2 separate regions of the Homo sapiens genome follow, and region 2 is linked to region 1. The links are chromatin loops, found by intact Hi-C in ENCODE. Cell type or tissue: stomach. All regions are shown on one strand. Links, peaks and the distances in the headings refer to the core of each region. The heading gives the core; the rest is flanking DNA.

Evidence for each region. Hi-C counts contacts between places; a loop is a spot of excess contacts. Peaks named below come from ENCODE experiments on the same cell type or tissue, not always from the same donor. Only the 100,000 strongest peaks of a DNase experiment are listed, where the experiment ranks them.
Region 2: it touches region 1 in a loop (4-fold over the local background); 5 of 110 quality-filtered maps call a loop at or near these places.

Annotation. Positions count from the first base shown.
Region 1 is chr22:21,920,011-21,925,379 of GRCh38, forward strand. PPM1F (protein phosphatase, Mg2+/Mn2+ dependent 1F) reads right to left here. Exons shown (of 8, transcript NM_014634.4): 8 at 1-3,461. The coding sequence ends at 3,082. Among named protein-coding and RNA genes, the nearest start is that of PPM1F-AS1, 16 kb to the right of the region's middle. RefSeq lists enhancers at 1-552, 1,214-1,872. In stomach, for the core only: no CTCF peak of the experiment used is centred there; no DNase peak of the experiment used is centred there.
Region 2 is chr22:21,814,609-21,819,977 of GRCh38, forward strand. All of the region lies in intron 1 of MAPK1 (mitogen-activated protein kinase 1), which reads right to left. Among named protein-coding and RNA genes, the nearest start is that of MAPK1, 50 kb to the right of the region's middle. RefSeq lists an enhancer at 2,052-2,346 and a silencer at 2,136-2,255. In stomach, for the core only: no CTCF peak of the experiment used is centred there; a DNase peak (open chromatin) is centred at 2,213; H3K4me3 peaks cover 794 bases; H3K27ac peaks cover 779 bases.

The DNA of each region.
Region 1 (5,369 bases), core at 254-5,253:
CTCCACCCCTGCAGGCCTGGGCTCAGAGTCAGCCACACCTGTAAGGCAGGCCCTGCTTCCCCAGCTTTTGTATTCCATATACGGTGCTGGCATGTGGAGCTCCATTCTTCTCCAGCCCACTTAATTTTAAGAATAGACACTAATAAGACTTAACCACCCCAACCTGCTGGCAGCAGGAGGGCCCCTGTGTGCTGGCAGCATCTCCCCAGGACACGCCGGCTCACCTGCACCCACAGCGTTCTAGGAGGTCGCGGCCTCTGCAGACTCAGTGCAACCCCTGGGCCTTACAAAAGGGACACTCAGAGGTGCACTGCCTGCTCAGCTCACACAAGGAACAAGTGGAGAGCTGGGCTGGAGAAAGGATTACAATTTACAGACCAGTGTCCCTGGCTAGGGGCCCTCATGGGACTGTGGCTGGAAGAGAAGGTCGCCCCGGAGGTTGGAGGCTGAAGACACCTGGTGCTTCTTGGTGCAGTCCTGGTCAAGATGGAAGAGCGCTCCTCTGTGCCCAGCTGCTGTGCAGGGGTGGACGAGGGCTCCCTCGGCCCCAAGGCAAGGGCGGAGCAGCTCCCAGTGCTGGCACCAGACCTCTGCCAGGCACGGGGCATGGCCATCCTCTGGGGTCCTGGCTCAGGGGTGGGGAGCGGCAGTGCTGGGACAAGCCTGGGGAAAGGGTTTCCCATACACTGAGGCTGCGAGATCTTCCAGTGGAGCCTCAGGCTAGGGTATGAATCAGACCACCAGGTGATAGGAGCCAAACCTCCACATGGTGAAACTTCACTCTCGGCAGCCAGGAACAGAATTATTAGCAAAGAAAAGAGAAAAGCAGATGCCAATCATTCTCTCTCTTCGTCAAGGTTATGCCCACGGGCAGGGTGGGCTAGTGGTGAGGGTGGAGCTGCGTCCCTGACCCCCAGAAGGAGACAGCAGGCCTTCAAGTTAAGCCAAGCAATACTTGGTCATTGTTTGTGGCCAACCATTCTCTGAATGTCTGAATGACAGCGACTATGTTTAAGGTTTTTTTTTGTAAATAAGAGACCTTAAGCAATGCATTGACTGCATGGTCTCAACCTCATCTGTGCTGTGAGAATGAGGGGTAAGGCTGGGCATGCAGGTAGGGCCCCAGCAAAGCTGGCTCCCCGCTCCCTGTGGGACAGAGGGCTCCCACCGGGAAGGCGGCTCTAGCGTGCCTCCTCGGCGAGCTGAGAGGAGGCCAAGGTGCTTGGGGCACAGCTGTGCAAACCTTCCTGGGGCTCTCGCTGTCTGCAGGTGGACTCTGAATGCCTTCATGGGGACCACACAGCCCAGCTTCCTCCCTTTCTCCTCTCCTCCCCCTGCACTGCTCTGACCTGCCTGGAGCAGCCCTGCCCACCTCCAGCTCAGCCCTTCCTGTGGCTTGGCCCTGCAGATGGCCTCTGAGTCCTCCCCTAGCCCCCTGCCCTCTTCCCTCTACCCGACACCCTCCCCCAGCCTTGCCACTTTCAACTTTGCACGCCCTCAGTGAGCTCCCTGAGGCACCCAGGATCGGTCACTTGTGAGCCCCCTCTCAGGGTGCACTAGGGGACGTGGAGCTCTCATGCCTGTTCAGGGCATGGGGCAGAGCAAGGCAGGCGTGCTGCCAGCCACCGCGGCAAGGTGAGGGGCTGTGGCCTGTGCCATGGACTCCCAGCAGCATCCCTGCTGCCTCCAGACTGAGACAGAGACCCACGGGCTGCCTCTGTGCTTGCCTGAGCCTCTTAATTAAGAGTCTTTCCCAATGAGACCAATTTGATTACAAATTCACAAGATATTTGGGAATGTTCCAATCACACAGCAGCAAGGTCCCTCTGCCTGGGATCCAGCCAGGCCCAAGGGGGTGGGAATGCAGGCAGATGGGCCAAGGTCACCCGGGATGCCCAGAGCCCCGCTGTCGGGCCCAGGCACCACTACGTGGCAGTCGCAGCTCCTGCCAGTCACCTGGGCAGCGGGGGGAGGGGAGAACCTTGGGGGTGTTCAGCATCACAAAGAGGCGGAAAACTCTTCCAGAAAGATCTCACCAAAATCATGCCTCCCTAACAAAACAAATCCTGCTTTTCTAAAAACCTCAATGGGCCTATCCGAGCCCACTGCAGTCCTAGTTTCTTCAAAGCTGTGTAAGGCACTTGAATGGCTTATTAACACCACCTGGAAAAGTTCCTGTTTCAATCCTGATTTAGAAAATAAATTCAATAATACTGCAAAAAAAGGTTCCTTGAAAAATAGCTTTAAAAAAGTAAATACTTAAGTTTTCTAAAGAATAAAATAAATGCTAAGCTCTGCTTAAATTATATGACACAACAGGTCATCTTGGCACTGATAAAACAAAGAGAAAACCTGGAATACTGCTTCGGAATTAGACCTCCCTGGAAAAAAACAAACACACCAACAAAAGACACATGTGCGTCGCCGGTTCCGGGCTCAGGGAAGAGAGCAGCCCGGAAGGCCCTGGTGGGCCCAAGCACATCATGGCTGCCCTGGAGTGGGGGCAGGGGGGTGGCTGCTACAGAACAGACCCCTGGCTCTGCTGCGCTCTCCTCTTTGGGACACTGGTGTGGCCGACCAGGACTGGCTGGGCATATCTGTAAATATGAACCCACCTGGCCCTGGCCGCAGAGAGGAGCAATGGGAAACTGGGGCTGGCCACTCCGCTGCTGGGCCTGACCCAGGGGGTGCTTCAAGAGTTTGGCTCCTGGGTCCGCCCCAGGGTCCCACGTGCACAACCATGCTGCCCCATGCACACCAGTGTCTTTGGTTTGGCTGCCGTTGGGCACCTATGACCTCTGGTCCCACCCCGGGCCTAATAGGAGCTGGGAGCAAGAGCCGGTCCATCTTCTCTTTGGTGAGGTCTCCTAAGCTGCCTTCCACCATCTGCCCGCCACCCAGTGCAGTTCCACAGCCACCAGGACGGGCTGCGGGGGGTGTCCCGACTGGCTCTGGGGTGCTGGGGAAAGCACTGTGGGGCGGGCACCCTGTCCACTGCCTGCCACCTGTTGGGTCCTGAGGCTTCTGAGGGAGAGAAGGACAAGGATGGGAGGAAGGGGAGGGCAGGGGCCTGGAAACCACCTAGCTTCTTGGTGGAGCCTGGGTCTCAGGTTCTGGAAGGCTGGAGGGCAAGTCCTGCCTCCTCCCTTCTGCCTGGGGGTCCCCTTCTCCCTGGTTCCCGCCCTCCAGCAGCTCTTGGGGGTCCCTGAGGAAGACCACCATGACCGTGATGTTGTCGTGGGAGCCCCGCTCCCGGGCCGCAGCCACCAGCTCCTCGGCGACACGGAGCCCGCTGCCCTGCTGCCTGGTCAGGTGGCTCTGGACCAGGCCAACAACTTCCTGGTGGGGTACGACGTCAAAGAAGCCATCACAGGCAAGCAGCAGGTAGTCCTCGGAGCCCGTCAGCGCCCGGGAAGCTGCATCGGCCTCCCCAGACACGTAGGGCTTCTGGAAGACATCCCCTGGACAGGCGGAGAAGAGCCCGGGTCAGAGGACCACGGTGTCCACAGCTTCCTCCCCACCTACCCAGGCCTAGACCTCACATCCTGCAGGGACAGAGACCAACCTGCTCTCATGGGGTCTGGGGTCTGTTGCTCCCTTATGCAAACTGCCCAGTACTTCCCACTTGCCTGGGAACGGAAACCCCTGACCTTGGCCTGTGAGCTCCCCCTTTTTTTCTTTTTTCTTTTTTGAGATGGAGTCTTGCTCTGTCGCCAGGCTGCAGTGGCGCGATCTCAGCTCACTGCAACCTCTGCCTCCTGGGTTCAAGCGATTCCCCTGCCTCAGCCTCCCGAGTAGCTGGGATTACAGGCTCGCGCCACCATGCCCAGCTAATTGTTTTTTTTTTTTTTTGTATTTTAGTAGAGATGGGGTTTCACCATGTTGGCCAAGATGGTCTCGATCTCTTGACCTTGTGATCTGCCCACCTCAGCCTCCCAAAGTGCTGGGATTACAGGCATGAGCCACCACACCAGGCCGAGCTCCCTCTTTCTCTGCCCTAGCCGTCCCATCCTGGCCTCACTTCCTGGAGTGTCCAGAGACACAAGGAAAGACACAGCCTGAGGATGGGCTGTCAAGAAGGTGCCACATCTGCCAAAAAGGACAGAATGTTTCAGAGGGGTAGGTGCCAAATCCCTGGCAATCAGCTGGGGAGGGAGAGATTTTCTAAGTACCAGGAAGGAGGTGTGGTCACAGTGCCCACAGCCTGAGACCCGGCACTGACCGCATGCTGAGACAATGAGATGCAGGCTGGACCCACTTTTTTTTTTTTTTTTGAGATGGAGTTTCGCTCTTGTCGCCCAGGCTGCAGTGCAATGGTGCAATCTTGGCTCACCGCAACCTCCACCTCCAGGGTTCAGGTGATCCTGCTGCCTCAGCATCCCAAGTAGCTGCGATTACAGGCAGGCACCACCACGCCCGGCTAATGTTTTTTGTATTTTTAGTAGAGATGGGGTTTCACCATGTTGGTCAGGCTGGTCTCGAACTCCTGACCTCAGGTGATCCACCCGCCTTGGCCTCCCAAAGTGCTGGGATTACAGGCGTGAGCCACCGCGCCCAGCTACTTTTTTTTTTTTTTTTGAGACACAGTCTGGCTCTGTTGCCCAGGCTGGAGTGCAGTGGCACGATCTCCGCTTACTGTAACCTCCGCCTCTGGGTTCAAGCACTTCTCCTCCCTCAGCCTCCCAAGTAACTGAGATTACAGGCGCGTGCCACCACACCTGGCTAACTTTGTATTTTTTGTAGAGAAGGGGTTTCACCATGTTGGCCAGGCTGGTCTCGAACTCCCGATCTCAGGTGATCCGCCCACCTTGGCCTCCCAAAGTGCTGGGATTACAGGCGTGAGCCAGCATGCCCAGCCAGACCCATTACTTTTTAAAATTTTTATTTATTTTTATTATTATTTTTTGAGACAGAGTTTTCCTCGTTATCCAGGCTGGAGTGGAGTGGCGCGATCTCAGCTCACTGCAACCTCCGCCTTCTGGGTTCAAGTGATTCTCCTGCCTCAGCCTTCTGAATAGCTGGAATTACAGGGGCTCACTACCATGCCTGGCTAATTTTTTGTATTTTTTTTTTAGTAGACATGGGGTTTCATCAGGCTGGTCTCGAACTCCCGACCTCAGGTGATCCACCCACCTCGGCCTCCCAAAGTGCTGGGATTACAGGCGTGAGCCACCGCGCCCAGCGAACCCACTTTTTTCCCAAAAGAGAAAAAAGGATTGTCAGCATGAACGCGGGAGGAGGATAAACCTCATTTCCGGAATATTGGAAGCTCTACTTCCAGCCCATAGGGTGGTGAGCCACAGGTTTCTATGAGATTTGTAGGAGCTGTTTTAGGTGAGATAATAACATACAGTGTAACTTACACTCAG
Region 2 (5,369 bases), core at 280-5,279, 110 kb before region 1:
GATCACGAGGTCAGGAGATCGAGACCAGCCTGGCTAACATGGTGAAACACTGTCTCTACTAAAAATACAAGAATTAGCAGGGCGTGGTGGCACGCGCCTGTAATCCCAGCTACTCAGGAGGCTGAGGCAGGAGAATTGCTTGAATCCGGGAAGCAAAGGTTGAGTGAGCTGAGATCACGCCACTGTACTCCAGCTCTGGGCGACACTGCAAGACTCCATCTCAGGGGGAAAAAAAGCGAGAGAGACAGAGAGAGAGAGAGAGAGAGAGAGAGAGAGAGAGAGAGAGAGAGAGAGAGAGAGAGATGAAGTCTCACTATGCTGCCCAGGCCGGTCCTGAACTCCTGAGATCACTTCCTCAGGCTTCAGAGTAGTTGGGACTATACGCACATGCCATGGCACCTAGCTTAAAAAAAATTTTTTTAAGGGGGAAAGAAACATGTTAAAGAGGGAAAAAAATTAAGTATTAATTTTTTTTTGATGGAGTCTCGCTCTGTTGCCCAGGTTGGAGTGCAGTGGTGCCATCTGGGCTCACTGCAACCTCCGCCTCCTGGGTTCAAGCGATTCTCCTGCCTCAGCCTCCTGAGTAGCTGGGACTACTGGTGCCCGTCACCACGCACAGCTAATTTTTTGTATTTTAGTAGAGATAGGGTTTCACCATGTTGGCTAGGATGGTCTCGATCTCCTGACCTCATGATCCTCGGCCTCGGCCTCCCAAAGTGCTGGGATTACAGGCGTGAGCCACTGCACCTGGCCCTTTTATTTCTTTTGAGATGGGCTACTCTGTCACCCATGCTAGAGTGTACTGGCACAATTATGGCTGACTGCAGCCCCAACCTCTCAAGTAGCATAGTGGGGACCACAGGTGAGCACCACCACACCTGGCTAATTTTAAAAAGTTTTTTTGTAGAGACAGGGTTCTACAATGTTGCCCAGGCTGATCTCGAACTCCTGAACTCAAGTGATCCTCTTGCCTTAGCCTCCCAAAGTACTAGGATTATAGGCGTGAACCACCACACCTGGCCAATAAAGGGGGAAACTTTTATCCAGCTTTGGGTTAGTACCTTCTATATATCAAGAACTATTCTAACATTAGGACGCAAAAATTATAAATAATACTCTGGGCTGGGGGTGGTTTTCACATCTGTACTCCCAGCATTTTGGGAGGCCAAGGCAGGCGGATCATGAGGTCAGGAGTTTGAGACCAGCCTGGCCAACATGGCGAAACCCCATCTCTACTAAAGATAAAAAAAAAATTAGCTGGGCATGGTGGCATGCGCCTGTAGTCCCAGCTACTTGGGAGGCTGAGGCAGGAAAATCAGTTGAACCCGGGAGGCGGAGGCTGCAGTGAGCCGAGACTGCACCACTGTTCTCCAGCCTGGGCGACAGAGCTAGACTCCATCTCAAAAAAAAAAAAAAATAATAATAATAATAATAATACTCTTCCCTTGAGGAACCCAAGATATTGAGAGTGTCTAGTCATCTTAAATGAACACAACCTCAAGTCCCAGATGAATTCTATCCTAAGACCCATAAATTATGGAGAATGGGAGGACATTAAGGTCTGAAGTGAGCACACCCATCTCAAGTCTCAAAACAGATAGATTCCTGCTATTTGATAATAAAAGGAAATGAGATTCCTATTTGATAATAACAGGAAATGAACTATTGATATATGCAGCACAGATGAATCTCAAGTAATTATGGTGAGTGAAGCCAGACCAAAAGAAATGTATTTCCATCTATAGAAAATACAAAGTAATCCTGGGTTTACTTTGGATTTACCCCCAGGATTGCCTGGGAATGGGAGGAAGAAGATTGCAAATGGAAATGAGGTAACTTTTGGAGGCAATGAGTATGTTCCTTATCCTAATTGTGTTGATGGTTTCATAGGTGTATAATGTATTAAAACTTATCCAACTTTATACTTTAAATGTGTGCAATATTTTGTATATCAATTACTTCTTAGTAAAGCAGTTAAAAAAAAAAAAAAAGAACCAGGGTTCTTTGGCCACATGATTCATTCCAGTGCTGGGGCAATTGGGATACAGATTCTAGAAGTGTACCGATCAATAAACGTAGAAGTCCATGAAATTCTGAAGTAGATTATTTAACAGATGTTTTATGATTGCTTAGGGAAGGAAAGGGAACCAGCATGAGTCAATTATGAACAAGTCATGCTAAACTAGCTTTATTTCCTGTTTTGATAGGGTTACCACAACAACACGAAATGAAGACAGAGTTCTGGTGAATTCAAGCCACGCTTGTCAAGAACTTCCCATTTGTGAGGCTTCATGTTAGGACTGGTGGCAAAAACAAATAATGATCCTGCTCTTAAGAAACTTGCAATTTTGTGAGAGAAGGAGACAGGAACAGAGAACATACTTTGCCTTTTATCACATTAAAGCACTTCTGAAACCCAAGGAGGAGCTGGGTTAACTTCAAATACTAAGGGAAGGATTAAAAGAAGATGAGGCCCGCAAAAGCCTTATCCTGAAGGATGAGTAGGCTTCTGACAGAAAAGCAAGACCGCAAAGAAAAGAAAGAGGAAACAGGAGGCGAGGTAAGAGACTGAGACATCTGTGGTCACTGGCCACTAACCCTCACCCAGACATGCCCATGCCCATGAGAGAAGGTTATTGGGGTCGGGGAAAATGCTCCTCAGGTGCCCGGGAATTCCCTGCATCTGGAAAAGTGTAGTCTGTACCCAGCAGGTGCACTTGAGGTGGTGGTCAAAGGGGCAGCTGCTTGCTGGCGTGTATTGCACCTACATTGTGCAGGCAGGAGGCCACACACGTGCTCAAGCTCACAACACATGGATAGTGCTGTGGCTGGGAAGGGAAGAGCACTATGCTGAAGGTCTGCTCTGCCGGAACTACTGACATAGAACTCTAAGGAGCCTGAGTATTTTCTATTTGAACCCAACCTTCCAGGTCATTAAGAAGGTATATTAGGCCTGGTGTGGGCATGGTGATGCACGCTTGTAATCCCAGCACTTTGGGAGGGTGAGGAGGGCAGATCACTTGAATCCAGGTGTTCGAGATCAGTGTGGACAACATGATGAAACCCTGTCTCTACAAAAAATACAAAAATTAGCTGGGCATGGTGGCACTCGCCTGTAGTCCCAGCTATTTGGGGGACTAGGCAAGAGGATCACTTGAGCCAGGGAGGTTGAGGCTGCAGTGAGCCATGATTGTGCCACTGCACTCCAGCCTGGGTGACAAAGTGAGACCCTATCTCAAAAAAAAAAAAAAGGAAAAGAAGGCATATCTGTCATGGCAGGAGGAGAGAGCAAAGTCTGCTTAATGTTTCTTAGGTTGATTTTTTTTTTTTTTAATGGTATGTAGGGCTCCATTTGTATTCTTGACCTAGACCTTATAAACGTGAGAGGTGGGCCTGGGTCTGGGAGGTACAAAAAGAAGGTGGAGGTAAGGGACAAAGATAGTTTTCAGCATCCTGATTTAAAAATCTAAGAATGCCTGTCAGTGATTCAGATGGAGGAGATGACGGTTCCATCCTTCCAGCAGCATCAGGAGAGAGATCAAGTTGGGAATTCTTAACAGAAGCCACAGTGATTAGCACTCCTGCAGAGAGAGAATTTCAAGAAAAGAAGTCGGAAGACAGAACTCAGGAGCAGCATGAGGATGAGGAATCAGTTAAAGAAAGTGGAAAGAAATGATAATGGAGTAAGAACCTTTAGGCCAGGCGCCGTGGCTCATGCCTGTAATCCCAGCACTCTGGGAGGCCGAGGCGGGTGGATCATGAGGTCAGGAGATCGAGACCATCCTGGCTAACACGGTGAAACTCTGTCTCTACTAAAAATACAAAAAAAATTAGCCGGGCATGGTGGCTGGCGCTACTTGGGAGGCTGAGGCAGGAGAATGGGGTGAACCCAGGAGGCAGAGCTTGCAGTGAGCCAAAATTGTGCCACTGCACTCCAGCCTGGGTGAAAGAGTGAGACTAGTCTCAAAAAAAAAAGAACCTTTGTTGTCCAACTCCAGAGGCCATGTAGTTCTGCTTAACCATGTAGCAGAACCAGAAAAGGGTGGTGTTTCCCAAGACAAAGAAGGAAGGCATTTCAAACAGGAGAGACTGAGAAAAGTAAGAACTGGAAAGCATTCACTGAATCTGCATGCAACCAGACGATGTGTGGTAACTTTGGTTCAAGTAAGGAAATGGAGAGGATGGGGAGAGGAGCAGAAAGAGTACAGCCGACTACTTTTTAAAGAGTGATCATAAGGCAAGGATAACGAAAAAAACTTAAATCCAGGTGAAAAACTGAGAGGCACAGGATGTTATGAAAGCCATGGTCGGGGGCTGGGGGAGGGGAGGCTGAAGGCTGCAGGACCGGGTAGGGTGAAAGAGAAGGCTCCAATGGCTAACCAGGGGGAAGAGAAGGGAGAGTAAATTCCAGGCAGAGGAGATGTGGGGCAGTGGTGCAGAGGCCTGTGGGAACCTGGGGCGACAGAGTGCCTGCAGAGAGGCGGACACACAGGGACATGACAGGGGAAGCTGGAGGGTGAGCAAGAGCCAGGCCATATTTATATTTTCGTAATTTTATCCTGGGAAGCCACCAAAGGATGCTAAGCACAGACTTTAAGCATGGCAACATTTATATTTTTATAACTTTTCCTCAGGTAGCAGTTTGTTGAAAGAATGGAATGGGGAGGATGGTGCACTGGGTCACCCGGAGGCAAGGAGCCCTTTCAGCCAACTCAGAATGAAGGGGAGCCACAGCTCTGGATAAATGGGCAAAGAGCAGGCTCACAAGAAATGGGTGCTTATTTCACAAACCTCACATGTCCCAGCAGGGTCCTGTTCAAGCAGTCTCCATCCAATTAGATGAAATTCCTCAAGGACACAACTGTATGTTCTAAATAGCTCATGTCTTCTTTACTGCAGTTGTAACCAAATTTGCAGGGCGGGAAAAAAACAGTATCCTTATCTGATGCCTCTCAATGAAGATATGACAACAAAAATCCTACAGGTGGCCACAAATGCCATAAGGAACAGGCTGTTAGCCAGAAGTACTTTGGTCTTGACAACTCAGCTTCCACCTGTCCTAGCCCCAAGATACATGAAATACCAGTGGGCCCCAGGCTCAAGTGACCCAAGGATATTTCAAATGTCTTTTTCTTTTCTTTTTTTTTTTTTTTAAAGACAGAATCTTGCTCTGTCATCCAGGTTGGAGTGCACTGGCGTGATCTCGGCTCACTGCAATCTCCCCATCCCGGGTTCAAGTGATTCTCCTGCCTCAGCCTCCCAAGTAGCTGGGACAACCTACAGGCACAAGCCACCAAGCCCAGCTAATTTTTTTTTTTTTTTTTTTAAGTAGAGACAGAGTTTCACCATGTTGGCCAGGCTGGTCTCAA